Linked DNA regions of Homo sapiens: region 2 is linked to region 1. The links are chromatin loops, found by intact Hi-C in ENCODE. Cell type or tissue: A673. All regions are shown on one strand.

Region 1 (5,000 bases):
CTGGTGGGAAGGCAGCTAAGGCCCTGCGAGAAATTGAGCACAGCAGCTGCTGGCCCAGGTGCTAAGCCCCTCACTGCCCGGGCCGGTGGGTCCGGCTGGCGGCTCCGAGTGCGGGGTCCGCCTAGCCCACGCCCACCCGGAACTCGCGCTGGCCCGCAAGCACCACGCGCAGCCCTGGTTCCCGCCCGCGCCTCTCCCTCCACACCTCCCTGCAAGCTGAGGGAGCCGGCTCCGGCCTTGGCCAGCCCAGAAAGGGGCTCCCACAGTGCAGCAGCGGGCTGAAGGGCTCCTCAAGTGCCGCCAAAGTGGGAGCCCAGGCAGAGGAGGCGCAGAGAGCAAGCGATGGCTGTGAGGACTGCCAGCACGCTGTCACCTCTCACTTTTTGGAAGGAATTATGTAGATTTTTAACTTCTAAAGTCAACCTATAAAAAAAGTAGAAAATAGTTTTTTATGATGGCAGTACACAATACAAATATTAACCATTTTGTTAGTTGTAAAGTATAGCTGACAAAAATGTAAGAGAGAAGAAAAGTGCAGGAATGGGAAGGGGAGCCACTACATTTTATAGAACAGAAAGCCAGAGATATGCTATTAAAAATCAATAGAAATTTGAGTACTTATTTAAAAATATAAAAGTTTAGTTCCAAAAGAGGAAATAAAATATATGATTACTGTTTTAAACATTGGGAAGAGGAGGGTAATATGAGACGTGCTCATTTTTATACTGTGAAATTAACGCTATTGATTAAAGTTGGTAAACCAAGAAGAGCAATATAGAGTGCAATGGAAGTAAACACCAAGTGATCTCATACCAGATGAAACAAGGAAGTTTTTCTCTGCAGAAGAACTGGAGCTGAGCAAGAAGGGGAGGGAGGAAAGGCTATTGCTTTTCAATGGAAATTATTTTATACAATGTGATTTATTACCACATGCACAAATTATTTGCTTTAAACAAGAGATGATGTATAGGGTAGTACCAGGACTCCTACTGGACAACCTGGTATGACCCTTTTTTTGGGTAGCACCCAGCTTCAGTTATACAAGCAAACCAGCGAACTGCAAAACCTTCATCCATACAAACCACATTACAACGTGGTGTTTTGTTGGAACCTCACTTGTGAGATAGTCAAAGGAGCAACCCTCTTAGGTCTTTGATTTGTAGGAAAGGCATTAAAAAAAGAACTTCCTTTGTTTCCCTGGGATTAAAGATTAGGAAGATTTCAGTTGCAAAAAAAAAAAAAAAAAAAAAAGAAATTGGCTGAAAGAGGTGTCCAATTGTCTCTGGTTGCAAAGTATTGGCAATCAGTGGAAATCCTCTGTGTGTTTCCTGTGTTTAGCATTTATATAACATGTTTCAAGTTTAAAAGCCCTTTACTGTCATTAGCTAATTATCTCCCAAGGGCTGCAGGGTAGTTAGAGGAAATGTTGGAATCAAGCCAGTTTTTAGAGCTGTAAGTTGTATACACACATACAACTGTGGCAGCCCTGATTCAGGGTGTAGTTGTTACACCATTTCCCACACATAGATCAATCAGTTAGTGTGTGGTTATTCAATCTCTGAAGTTCTTTTTCTAGACTTGACATTTTCTTCTCAAGAGGTACAAGTTACTGAAACAGAAGAGCACTTATTCTAATAGCACCTCTCCTAAGTGTCTTGAAAATAAACATTGTTGATAGTTTTAGGTTCATCATCAAATCAGAATCCCTGAAGTGAGGCCTGAGTTTGGCGATGGAGATGTGCCCTGGGTGATTCCAATGAAGAGCCACTATCAAGAACCACGGACTTAAATGGCCAATAGAGGTTCCCCACACCCACCATCAATAACTATATCTCCAAAAAGAATGAAACACAATATGTGGCTACAGAGAACTTTTCATAAACGCTACCCATTAATAAATATTAAATCTTGTTTTGTGCCAAATATATATTTTACATTATCAAAGTGCTCAAGAAATTTGGAGGATACAGAAAAATAAAAATGCATGTATATCTAAAAAGTCATCACAAAGAGAATCACTGTTCATGTTTCTTCTTTCCATTTTATTTCAATGCTTTGTCTTTTCTTTTTCTTTTCTTTTCTTTCTTTTTTTTTTTTTTGAGACAGGGTCTCACTCTGTTATCCAGGCTGGAGTGCAGCTGCGCATTCACAGTTCACTACAACCTCGAGCTCACAGACTCAAGCGATCCTCCCGCCTTAGCTTCCCAAGTAGGATAGCTGGGCACACACCATCATGCCAGGTTTGCTTTGTCTTTTAAGAAAATTTATTGACATAGCAGTTATCAGATTTCATATTGGCTCCATACACCAATAGACCTAAGCAGTTTTGTATCTTGCTTTTCAAATTTGCCATTATAATAAGCATTTTTCACTGTTTCATGCTTTAAAAGTCATCTCTGAAAATGAAATGAGGCAAACAGGAACATTTCTATCCGTGATTACACCAAAATAGAAATACAGGTACTTGCAGAGCACAGGCCAACAATATTCTCTGCTTTGGTGTCCATTTAGAATCCTTCAGATCAGCAGGAACTAGAACTTGAACTCAATTTCTGTAGCCACATTCTGACTACATTTGGTGTGTGATGCCCTCTACTGGCTATTCTAGGATGGTGCCTTTTCCGTTTGTAAACTGTGTAAGGACTCTAAAGAAGGGGGTTTAGATTGTGTCCATGCATGTTTGAATGTTCTGTGTCTGTATTTTTATTTATAGGTGTTGCCTTCATGTAGAATTGAAGCTATATGAATACAGGAGCCGGCTGTGTGTCTGTTTCCTTTTTTTTCATTCAAGAAACATTTTAAAAAATCTAACACATGCCAGGTATGGTGCTAGGAGGCTGGAGACACAAAGATGAAATCTCCACCTTCAAGTGGCTCATTATCTTAACTACTGGGAGAGACACAGTCAGGCAGGGGAACCTACTCAACATGCCTTGAGTATTCCAGCAGAAGAACTTGATTCTCTGTAGACCATGGTCTTTCTCCATCTAGAGAAATCATCCTCTCCAGTAAAGTGTCCAGATTTTGGAAAAACACATGTGGCAGAGCCAGGAAGAAATGGGACACCATCTTAACAGGGCAGATCCAGCAAATCAGTTCTGGCAATCAGTGGGGTTGACATGTCACAGCCAGCTTGCTGTCAATATACTTGGTAAATTAAAATTTATGATGGAGTGTAACACAAAAGTAAGATAAAATGAATGGCAATAATTCAGAGTTGTAACTGAGTTCCTATAAGGGAATATACTTCATTTTCCAGAAAAGTGTACTTTATATAATATGTAACCAATGAAGGAAGGTATCAATTACATTTTGAAAGCACTTTGTATTTGGAACTTTACCTTGCTTTCTGGGAAAAGAAATTCATATAAAATGAACCAGTTTTTTTTTTTTAATCTGAGGAAGACCTGGAGCATAGGACAAAGCATTTGATCACTTACATAGTTACCTTATATGTATTAATAGTTCTGTTTGACCGCATTATGCACAATTATATAAAAATCCTCTATAGATTAGCAAAGTCTTTTTTTTCAAACCTGAGGACTCTGATGATGGTATTGGCTCTACAAGGTTGGCTCCATACACCAATAGACCTAAGCATGACTAAACAATATTTATCATAAATATGAAGCCAGCAATTGCTGGTTGTATGGTCTTGAGTGAGTTACTTAACTTCTCTTCAGTTTTCCTTGTTTGGGAAAGGGTATAACCTACCTTATTGTAAAGAAATGGGCTTGTAAAGTATCCATCAGAATTCCTCAGTAGAGCACAGTAGGTACATCAAAATGACAGAGATGCAAGCTTAAGCCCTGGAGCCAGGCTGACTGGGTTTGAATCTTGGTGCTACACTTCATTAGCTTTGTGACTTTGAACAAATCTTTACTTTTCTGGGTCAGTTTCCTCATTGATAAATTAAGGATGATTATAATACCTACAATCATAGCATTGTTGAGCAGATAAAATGAGTTAACACCTGTAAAGTGCTTCGGAACATTTATGAACATATAGGCCTTAATAAAGGTTAATTGTAATTTATATTGCTATTCCTTTCAGCTTTTAGAGACACTTGCATCTTTTTGTAGTTCTATATTAAAACCAGGGAGAGACATCTTCCCGTGTATAAAATAACATTTCATTCAATGCTGTCATACCAGCTGTTTTCAGCAGTTTTCCACTATTGTGGCCCTGTAACTAGCTCTTCTTTGATATGACCTCAGATCCTCAGTAGAAATTACTTTAAGTTTGGCTGCTTGGCTGTACCATAGTAATTGTAATTGTTAGCTCTTGACTTCCTTCTCTAAGCCTCTATGGATTCCCTAAAGAACATGGAGGAAGATGGCCGGGCGCGGTGGCTCAAGCCCGTAATCTCAGCACTTTAGGAGGCCGAGGCGGGAGGATCATGAGGTCAGGAGATCGAGACCATCCTGGCTAACACAGTGAAACCTCGTCCCTACGAATAATACAAAAAATTAGCTGGGCGTGGCGGCGGGCGCCTGTAGTCCCAGCTACTCGGGGAGGGGGCTGAGGCAGGAGACTGGCGTGAACCCGGGAGGCTGAGCTTGCAGTGAGCGGAGAGCGCGCCACGCACTCCAGCTTGGGCTGCAGAGAAAAACAAACAAACAAACAAAACAAAACAAGAACAAAAAAAGAACACGGAGGAAGAATTATTTGGCGGCAAATTAGGAAAGCATCGTGTAATCAAGACTCTCCTTTGCAATGCTATTGTCACCTTCTCTCCAAAGTAATTGTACAACAGTGATTTTCTGCAGAAGAAGCTCTGAGACCTCATTTCAGTCTAAGTTTTTTCATCATTTGGTTGATGCTCCTCCCCTTCAACATACATAGTGACAATGTGCTATGTACAGGCCATACAAAGGGTTGCAAAGAAGGGTCTCCACACTCAAAGAGTGTGAACAAGAAGCAAGGCAAGGATATAACTAATTCACTCACTAATTATAGCAAAAATCCAGCTGTGATAACCACTTATAAGGTTACAGAGA
Region 2 (5,000 bases), 78 kb before region 1:
ATAGTTTGCTTTTCCTGTTCGTTGCATTCCAACCTGTCAACGGCTATTTTCTGAAGGTCTGTGGGGGCTCATGTAGAAAAGGAATAGGTCTGGGTGGAGGCCAAGAATCTGAATTTGTATCATGTACCCTAGCTCATCTTAATTCAAGTGTTAGTCTGTAAGAAACAGAAGAATGGGTAACTCAACTCCTCCAAACAAATCTGTCAGCATTTACTCATGCAGGAAGGCTATTTTCATGTATCACGTTCAGAACACAAAGGGTCCCAAAGGGCTTCCCATCTATCTTTCAGGTGTTGGGCTTCCTGTCTTCCACTGTGTCTTTTTTTTTTTTTTTTTTTTTTTTTTGATACTGAGTCTCACTCAGTTGCCCAGGCTGGAGTGCAGTGGTGTGATCTTGGCTCACTGCAACCTCCGCCTCCCGGGTTCAGGCGATTCTCCTGCCTAGCCTCCTGAGTAGCTGGGATTACAGGCACAGACCACCACACCTGGCTAATTTTTGTATATTTAGTAGAGACGGGGTTTTGCCATGTTGGCCAGGCTGGTCTTGAACTCCTGACCTCAGATGATCCACCCACCTAACCTCACAAAGTGCTGGGATTACAAGTGCGAGCCACCATGTCCGGCCAGTCAGTTGTTTTAAATCGTGTATTGCCTATGAGCAGATGAGGAAGAGGAATCACACTGTCTATTGAGATTACTGACAACCTTTCTAAGCCTCATTTTCTCAGAGTTTTAGCCTCAAAAGGGACATTGATCAATTTGTAGTCTGATTTCCTTCTTTTCTCAGTTTACAAAGAACTTAGAGGAATTATTTCATGAGTCCCCCAAAATTAGTCATTTCCTACTTTGTGACCCCACAGCATTTTGTTCATACTCCATATTTTAAGTAAACACTGTTTTGTAATTAATGTGTTTATATGTCACTTCTTTCCACCATCACCACCAGCCCCCTTGCGCCAACTGATTTCTTCAAGAGATTGAACCAGGTCTAATTTATGTTTGTCTCCCACCAACCCAGTGACAGATAGATGAATCATGTTGCCTGGAGAGGTTAAGGGATTTGCCTAGAGTAGCAGCCCTGAAATGTGAGTGGCTTTCATAACTCCCAGCCATGTACTTACCACTCGTATGTTGCCAGAAATGTTTTTAAATGATGTGAATTCATGCAAATGAGTTAGGACACAACTTTCCCATTATGTTCCTCTACACTAGCTCATTTATAAAACATTCATAATAGTGATGATGATGATGATGATGATGTCATTACCACCCACCCAACTGTATCATTTTAAGGATCAACCTAAATAATATTTGTGAAAGCTTTGAAACTGGCAAAGCCACCTTATGCAGGTATATAGATTGCTATTACTCTAGTCTGTTGTTATTTCTGTGTAATTTACAAAGTATTTCATATTCATCATCTCACTTCTCGTTACACCTCTGTGAAATAGGTGGTCTCATTGTCATTTCATAGACACAAGAACTGAGGCTGAGCGAGACTAAGTATTTCAACCATAATCACAAATGGATGAAAGAAGACTAGAACCCAGCCAGCCCTCTTGCTTTCTTCCAGTACAGCCACTAGATCAAGGCTGCAGAGTCCCTCAGGGGTGTTGTTATCATCATCATCTGTTGAATCTGTTGCATCTTCTGTTGTGTGTTTAGGTCCTCAGGTCCCTAAAGCCCTCCTGGGTGAGCCCAGGAAAGAGACAACTTCATGAGAAATGAGAGTGAGGCCCTTCTAAGACCAGTTATGTATGTGTGTTGAAATGCTAGTCAGGTTTTTCATTTTATCAAAATGCAGGGCTTAGACACAGAATGCTTTATAAGACAAAGCAAGTTTGATTTTGAATTGGCCGACCATTGACCATGTTGGACCAGCAGCAGCAGCATGTGGATATGTGGGTCCAGGCAGGAGGGGCTAACCTCTCCATGGCTTCTGTCTCAATGGGGAGTTCCTTACTGTGACTCTCAGAGGAAATGAAGGATGATAAATCCAGCTGCTGCTTCCTGTTTCTATAATTTGGGGATTTATTTTTTTAAAGGGTAGAATGCTTTATTTTTAAACCAGTGGAAAATACCCTCAACGTGTTCCTTGTTAGTATTTCCTTGAAATCTAGATGCACTCATTTGAGCTTTAAAGGAGTGGGTGTGTTTGCGTGTGTGTGTGTGTCTGTGTGTCTGTGTGTGTGTCTGAAATTCCCATGATGCTGCCTGAGATGGCTCGCTCTCTTTCAGTTTTTCAACAACAATAACAACAGAATGAAAACCAATTAAGGCAGATTTCACTGGGCAGGAAGCTCTATGTGAGATTGATGACAGTATCTGATTTAGAGGAGGCCTGTAATTTATATCTGTGGTATTACTATCTCTCTGGGTATGCTTGTGCAATTCAGGTCTGGTTTTTCTTCTGCTTGTGATTGTGTCATTAGTAATAAAGTCCCGAGGCATTTAGGAAACACACTGCCTTCTCACATATCATTGTTTACAGACAGTAGCTGTTTGGTATAGATGATTAGGATGCCATTTTTGGAGTTTGATTATGTAGCCCCTGACTCCATAACTAAAACCAATAGGTAGAAATATATTTTACCAGTGCCATTTTTTTTTTCATTTCCTAATTTAAGAGACAGAGGATGTATATGGGGTTCCAATGGTACATCGTTCAGGAGCAGCATAGGAAATTTATCTGGCAAAATAGAATTATAAGAATTTAGTAGGGCCAGGCACGGTGGCTCACGCCTGTAATCCCAGCACTTTGGGAGGCCGAGGCGGGCGGATCATGAGGTCAGGAGATCGAGACCATCCTGGCTAACACGGTGAAACCCCGTCTCTACTAAAAATACAAAAACTTAGCCAAGCGTGGTGGCGGGCGCCTGTAGTCCCAGCTACTTAGGAGGCTGAGGCAAGAGAATGGCATGAACCCAGGAGGCGGAGCTTGCAGTGAGCCGAGATCATGCCACTGCACTTCAGTCTGGGCAACAGAGCAAGACTCCGTCTCAAAAAAAAAAAAAAAAAAGAATTCAGTAAATATACCAAATCCCCTCACTGAGTAAGAATCTTGGCTCTAATTTAAGTCCCTTAGCCCCTCCTTTCATGTTCTTAAAATCATAGCTAAGGTACTATTCTTCTTATAGTGGGTGATCAGTACATATTTTGTACTTACGAACCAGTAGGCCTAAGTGAGTTGTTTATTCTTTTAAGAATTATGGTTACACTTTAATGAATTCAGAATAAAAAATAAATCTTCACAGCCTAAATTTAGTGAAGAGATTATACCGAATATTTGGTCTGACTTTGTTAACAACTTTTTGAAGGTAAGATTTAAAAACTTTGAGACTATGACACTTACTGGAGGACTGTTCCAGCACACTGGATGTTGTAGAAGTCTGGAATTCTCATCTCCATTCTGCCATTTCCTTGTAACAAGTTTCTTGGCTATAAAATAAAGTTGATATTATTTGTTTGTCTCATAGTAGTTTGTGAGGATCAGATTAGTTGGAATCCATGGAATTGTCTTTTAAAAAGTGAGATTATGATAAAGACCTTAGGTAATATTGTTATTAAATGACAGTTGGGTTGTTGTTTCATTTTTTAAGACTTTACTCCTTGTGCCCTTAGGCAGCCTTTGACTACCAGCATTTTGTCACCTTCACTTTAAGGGTTCCTTCTAGTGATTTTTTTTAATTTGTAGAAGCAAATTTAATTTAATTTGAGTTAATCTCTAGTTTAAAATAAGCTGAGGGGGCAGGTATGGGCTTCATAGTGTCAGTCAGATCTGGGTTTGAATCCTGGTCCACCTTGTATTAGCTGTGTGATCTCGGTCGAATTACTCAAACTTTCAAAACCTGTTTTCTCTCAGTAAAACTGAAGCAGTAATACCACTGCTCAGGATGGATAGGACAATTTAATAGGCTCAAGTATGTAAGTGCTTGGTTATTCAGGAGGGGTAATTTTCTTCCTGTCTTCCCCTGCCTATTAGCAGTAGCCTCAGTGTTGAATGGCAAGATACAGCCCAAGATTTTCCTGTAAATATGCCAGCAGTGCACAGCTCCTCCCCTCTCTACCTCATCTTTGTCCCTGTATACCATGGTCAAGGAAATGAGAAGTAAACTAGCCGCTGTAGGTCACTGACACTCTCCTTAGAAATGCTAAATATTTCTTTTCCCACCTTCTTTTCAGTGTAATCTGACCTGAGTTCTCTGAATGCTTGACCTTCCCAGGGAGTTTCAGCGGGTGAGAAAGCCTGACACTGCTTGGATTACTTGAATATATACAGAGCTACTCACTCATATGTCCATGCATTTTTGGGGTTTTTTTTTTTTTAGTTATATAGTTTGTGGAATTATTTTGCAAGTTACCTTTTTCCCTTTAGACTTTTCAAAAAAGAACCTTTTAAAATTTTATGACGGGATAAGCAATATGGTGGTTAGCAAGATTAATGTTTACCAGTTTGCTGAAGGGAAAATCAAACAACATATGTCCAAACTCTGTTTAAGAATTTCCATGGGATTCTGAATTCCTTAATCTCTGTAGTTTTATGAAGTCATAGCAACATGCCGCATACTTGAGTTATAGCTCCTTGTCGAAATGTGTTTGTATAATTTGACTTTATGTTCAAAATAAGAAACAAGTAGCCGTAAGAAAAACATCTTGGTACTCTCTCACCCTGCTACTTCCAACTTTTACCCCTCTACTCCTTTCCTATCCTGAAAAATACACCCTCCCATCATACCTGCCTCCCCCGCTTGCTGTTGTACCAGCCTTTTGTTTCATCCCCAGCTGAGATTTGAGAGGTGAATATTCACTTTCCCACATACCCTTGCACACGTGAGCCAGACTTTTTCACCGAAAGTGCTCAGGCCAAAGTGTCAGGTGACTCTCAGCTGCCAGATCCAGCGGTCACTTTTGCCCCTTAACGTGCGTGACTTGCTTTTGACACCTGCAATGCTGCTTACCACTCTCTTCCTGAAGGGGTTGCCTCTTTTGGCTTCTAGGCC

What was found. Peaks named below come from ENCODE experiments on the same cell type or tissue, not always from the same donor. Only the 100,000 strongest peaks of a DNase experiment are listed, where the experiment ranks them.
Region 2: it touches region 1 in a loop (4-fold over the local background); 8 of 110 quality-filtered maps call a loop at or near these places.

What each region holds. Positions count from the first base shown.
Region 1 is chr1:89,984,804-89,989,803 of GRCh38, forward strand. LOC105378847 (a long non-coding RNA gene) reads left to right here. Exons shown (of 3, transcript XR_001738142.2): 3 at 1-2,015. It also overlaps the pseudogene RN7SKP272. Among named protein-coding and RNA genes, the nearest start is that of ZNF326, 7.8 kb to the right of the region's middle. In A673, CTCF peaks have their summits at 2,595 (motif pointing left) and 2,801; DNase peaks (open chromatin) are centred at 1,388 and 2,578.
Region 2 is chr1:89,906,865-89,911,864 of GRCh38, forward strand. The region is part of intron 2 of LRRC8D (leucine rich repeat containing 8 VRAC subunit D); the gene reads left to right. Among named protein-coding and RNA genes, the nearest start is that of ZNF326, 86 kb to the right of the region's middle. RefSeq lists an enhancer at 1-343. In A673, no CTCF peak of the experiment used is centred here; DNase peaks (open chromatin) are centred at 1,047 and 2,147; H3K27ac peaks cover 4,884 bases.